Linked DNA regions of Homo sapiens: region 2 is linked to region 1. The links are chromatin loops, found by intact Hi-C in ENCODE. Cell type or tissue: natural killer cell. All regions are shown on one strand.

Region 1 (2,500 bases):
CCTGACCTCATGATCTGCCCGCCTATAGTGATGGGAGTCTCGCCATGTTGCCCAGGCTGGTCTCAAACTCCTGGGCTCAAGCAATCCTCCCACCTTGGCCTCCCAAAATGCTGGGATTCCAGGCCCAGCCTCCTGTCTTTTGGTGGGTCCTTTGATAAGTATTTACTGAACCCACAAGTTCCAGAGCAAGGGGTTGAATCAGAGACGAGGGATTTTCCTTGTCATTCAGGCCCAGAGGGAGAAATAAAAATCCATATAGGTCATCAAGGAGATAGTGCATGTGAATGTGTGACAGAGTGCACTCAGGAGAAAGGGGAGGTCACAGATGAAGTGATACAGCATCAAATGACTCTCATGTTTCTTAGGTGGGGCTCTGAGGATCTTTGGCCCAGGTACTCATGACTGACCATGTCCATTCTTCGGAGAGGAGGGGAAAAGGTGGAGTGGTAATTTGAGTGCCAGGAAATTCTCCCTATAGAGTAATGATATCATAAGAAGCTGTCCAGCCTGTCCTGAGAGGACATGGCATCTGGACTATCGGCTGGTCCTTCCACCCTGGAACGCCCAGTTCAAGGCCTACTTCTTTGGCCCTGGCCTGAAAACAAAAAGAACTGGGCTGGGTTTCCCAACTGAGAGCTCCACAGAGCACTCCCAGCAGTGCCTGGTGTCTGACTCTGGGGGGCACCCCTGCTCTATGTCTCTGGGTCAGTCGCCCCTAACCATCTCATCCTCAGCCAAGCCAACCCCTGCTGAGCCCAAGGGAACCTGACTCTTCCCTGTCCAGGCTGGACACCACTGAGCACAATGATACTGGTCCTGTGACCTCTTTCCCAGACATCTCCTTCCCTCCAAAGTCCTCTCCCTGCGTTCCTGCCCCACCTAAAAATAGCACCCCCCGACTCTTATGCCCATTGGTTGAAGGGAGGGACAGACTTCCAGACCTAGAACTCTGGGGGACTCCTTGGGGATCCAGAGATAGCTTGTGAGTGGCCCCTGGGGTTTCTGGGCGCCCGGGAGGTGGTCAGCCCTCACCCACATGCCTGGGGACCCTACTGCAGAATGGCAAGTGGAAGCTCAGTCTCCTGGATGGCCTCCCCTGGAGGGGTATCCCTGGAGGATGTAAATCAGCATCGCACGAGGCAGGGGTTCCTAGAGGGTGAGGTCCTGGGTGGGAAAGAGGACCCAAGCCTCTCCATTTCCGGCCCCCAGACTGCCTTGACAGCCAGCAACCACAAGGGGGCAGTGTTGGCCACAGAGCTGCAAAGAGTTGACTGCAGTCCCCGGTGACAGGCTTCTCCCCGCCCAACCGCCACCTGCCTTCTCCCTCCTGGAGACCGTGGTCCTATGGTGGTCCTGTGGACTCTGACCTTTTTACACCATCACAGTCGGCTGGGAGGACCAGGCGAGAGGGCCCTGGCTCGTTAAATAAAATCCCTCCTACTCCTAAGAGCTTATGAGGAAGAGATGGGCCGACTGGTGTCCCAGAAGGAGGCCTGAACCGGCGGTCCAGCGTGCATCCACATTTAGTGGGCAGTACGCTTTGGGCTGCTCTCCCAGCTTTTCGGAGCCCCGGCTTTTCGGAGCCCCAGCTTCCAATGAGGGATTGGGCCACGATTTTAGGCATTCTCTAAGGTCCTTTTCCGCCCGAGAATTTGAGCGTCTGAGTCAGCAGCTGCTGTCCTTGAGTGGCTTCTCTCTCCAGGCCCCGGACAGCTTCAGAGGCTCAGTCTGGGTGGGTGGAGGGATACAGGAAACAGCAGTGGGCATTTCTGATCTCTACAAACCAGGCCATTATTCTGGAAACCACAGTCATGAAGAGGTGCAGTCCTAGGACTGGGAAAAGACTGAGAAAGGAATGACCAGGGTCAGCTGGATCTCAGGAAGACCCCTCTCAGGGGCTCCATCTGACTGATTTGTGTGATTGTGTGAATGGCAGGATGGCTGGAAGCTGGCTGAAGAATGCCCTGTCCCAGGCCGTGGAGCTATGTTGAGCTTCCTTGAAGTAGAGGCTGCAGGAAGCCTAGACGTCCCTCCCTTCCGGCCCTCCTTACTCCCAAATCCCCACAACAGTCCCCTTCTCTCCTCCCCGCATTGCTGACACCTGCTTCTAGCTCCCTGCCTGAACCTGAACCTCCACCCACAGAGAGTGGAACCCACAGCCACAGTTCTAGGAGGGGATCCCTGCCTGGCCTTCCTATCCCTAGCCTGTCCTGCCCAGCCCTGTCCCTCCAGACCAGCCTCTGCTCACACCCACATAGCCCTGCTCCTGTGCCTCTGAGGCACTCTCTCCCAACTCCTGTAATTTCACACCAGGCCCCTGGACAGTGTGTGTCCAGCACCTCCGCTTCCCTGATCAGACATCTGATCCAGCACCTGGGGCCTGACCCCCACAAGCACAGGGTGTGTCCTGGTTCTTCTATCTCATCTCCTTTCTTCCTTGATGGCCCCATTTTCTCACTTTTCCTGTCTCCCTTATTTGGTTTCTCTTCTTTGATCTGTC
Region 2 (2,500 bases), 330 kb after region 1:
CCCAGCATCTAGGGAGGCTAAGGCAGGAGAACCACTTGAACCTGGGAGGTGGAGGTTGCAGTGAGCTGAGATCATGCCACTGCACTCCAGCCTGGGAGACAGAGCAACACTCCGTCTCAATAAATAAATAAATAAATACATGTTTTTTAGAGACAGGGTCTCGCTCTGTTGCCCAGGCTGGAGTGCAATGGCACAATCATAGTTCAGTGCAGCCTCCAACTCCTGGGCTCAAGTGATCCTCCCACCTCAGCCTCCCAAGTAGCTGAGACTACTGGCATGCTCCACAACACCCAGCTGATTGTTTTTTATTTTGTAGAGATGGGGTCTTCCTATGTTGTCTAGGCTGATCTTGAACTCCCAGCCTCAAGAGATCCTCCAGCCTGGGCCTCCCAAAGTGCTGGGATTACAGGCATGAGCCAAAAATCTTAAAAATCCCCTGCTTTGCACCTTTGCTGAATTCTAGCAGTCCCAGATAGACTCAAGAGTCCCAGGGTGAACTGTTCTCCCATTCATTTAAAAAAAAAGAAATCGCAGTCTAAGGAGGCCAAGGGAGTCTCCCTAGCAGGTCAGCACAAAGGAAACAAGACTTAGCAATCTAAACACCCAAGCACGGTCCTTTCTTCACCACCTCCCAATACCCTCCTCCCTCTTTCCGCCCTCCCCACCCACTCCTATTGGGATGAACTGGTTCAGAGCAGTAGTCAGGTATGGGCACTGGCAGAGTTGTGCTGCAGAGGACTATAGCCCTGGAGGACCTGCTTGTATGCTGTCTGCTGGCCCCACACCCAGTGACAGTATTGTCTGTATTGCATTTATAAGCTTCATACTCACCCACCCACACAAAGCCAGCCCTCCCAGCTCAGAATTGCTCAGTGGGGAACAGCTGAGACTGAACTATGATTCAGCTCCCAAAGGACTGGACCCAGACACCTGGAAGACAGCACCCCCCACTGGTCAAAGGAGAGCCTGACTTCTATCAGAAGTTGATCCCAGAGATCACCTTTTCCCTTTTCAGTGAAAATAAAAAAAGGAGTAGGGGATGATTCTTACAACATAGATGGTTCAGTACTCCTTCTGGAAGTGAAAAGGCCCAAACAGTTCACTAACTGGAGTGCATGTTGAGAGAGAAGGAGCCTGATCAAGAGCAGCCTTGGGCCCCGGGGGAAAGAGTATTGGTGTAGAAACACAGAAGGAGAAGGCAGGATTTTCAGAGTGGGGAAATGGAATTGTATCGGGCGTGGGGAGCAGGGTGCCCATCCCTGAACGGTACAGGACCATTCAGTGTCTGAGGAGCAGTGTCTCCTCCAGCCCTCCAGGCTGACCTCAGTGCACTGGCCAGGACCCCTACCTTGGAGGTAAATGATTTGATCTTCCCAAAGAGTGACTTCTTGCTGGTAAAGATGAGGTCGTCCTCTACATCCTCGCCTTCCATGATGGCGCAGCTGTCAGCTGCTGGCAGGTCACAGTCCTTGAGAGTAGCATTCATCACCAGCTTGGAGTACTTGTACTCTAGTCTATAAAACAGGAGGATGGGAAAGACAAGATCCCAAAATGTGGGAATAAGGGGGAAAGAGGTAGAGAGGTTAGGCTATGAACAGGTCCTATTCCCATGCCATGGGTAAGGAGACTGAAGCATGGTAAAATGGTGTCAGGGCTGGGGTAATAGAAGGAATCTTAGTTCCCAGTTCAGTGATCTTTGTTCCTTAAGGCTGTCTGTTTCTATGATCTCAAAATTTAATGGAAATATCAAAATCATAATGTCATTCTCTGTACTGTTAATAATAGCAAACTGAGGATACTCTTTGCTTTTGAGAATTTAACATCCATTTATAGACTGCCACGTGGTACCATCCCTGTTCAGGAGTCAGGATAACCAAACCATGCACTGGATAAGTCACAGAGTCTGTAGCCAACTCCAGAGAAAAACCCCATTAATTTATACTTTCAGATATTCTCCCTGATCAATAATCCAACCCTGTCCATCCCCACACTCCAATACCGCAACATGTACTTTTGATTCTTTTTCCAAAAGTAGCAGGTCAAGACGGTGAGCAGGATGGCAGTACAGGTGCCTGCAGAGATGCCCACTTTCAGCCAGAAATCTATGGTTTTGCAGATGGTGACTCTCTGCTCAGGCAGAGAAATGCCACCAGAGCATAGCTTGGGTTCTCGCCACACGTAAGTAGTCTTCTGTTGGGGAGAAAAACAAGGAACTCAGATCTCCCATTCCCTTCTCTCATGGAAGTGCCCGATCAGAGGGAAACCCACCTGGATCCCAGCCACACAGCTGCTGACGATAGCATGGTAGTCAGCCACTGAGCAGAGCGGGCAAGCAGCCGCGCTCTCCCACAGGAAGTGGAAGTTGCAGCCATCACAGGTCCCATCCGAGCACGTTCTAGCAAAGCAGAAAAGAGACCTGAGCTCTCACTCGCTGGAGGGGTGGGGAAGATCTGGTTGGAAGCCTGTTGTCTCATAGCTTGCCTGATTTACCCTCTCCCTG

Evidence for each region. Peaks named below come from ENCODE experiments on the same cell type or tissue, not always from the same donor. Only the 100,000 strongest peaks of a DNase experiment are listed, where the experiment ranks them.
Region 2: a loop joins it to region 1, with 26 times the contacts of the local background. A loop is called at or near these places in 8 of 110 quality-filtered maps.

What each region holds. Positions count from the first base shown.
Region 1 is chr1:109,531,207-109,533,706 of GRCh38, reverse strand. No RefSeq gene overlaps it. Among named protein-coding and RNA genes, the nearest start is that of GPR61, 7.4 kb to the left of the region's middle. In natural killer cell, CTCF peaks have their summits at 714 (motif pointing right) and 1,218 (motif pointing right); DNase peaks (open chromatin) are centred at 686 and 1,246; H3K4me3 peaks cover 526 bases; H3K27ac peaks cover 500 bases.
Region 2 is chr1:109,199,749-109,202,248 of GRCh38, reverse strand. ELAPOR1 (endosome-lysosome associated apoptosis and autophagy regulator 1) reads right to left here. Exons shown (of 22, transcript NM_020775.5): 19 at 2,269-2,395; 20 at 2,012-2,190; 21 at 1,349-1,514. Among named protein-coding and RNA genes, the nearest start is that of SARS1, 13 kb to the left of the region's middle. In natural killer cell, a CTCF peak has its summit at 968 (motif pointing left); DNase peaks (open chromatin) are centred at 938 and 2,358.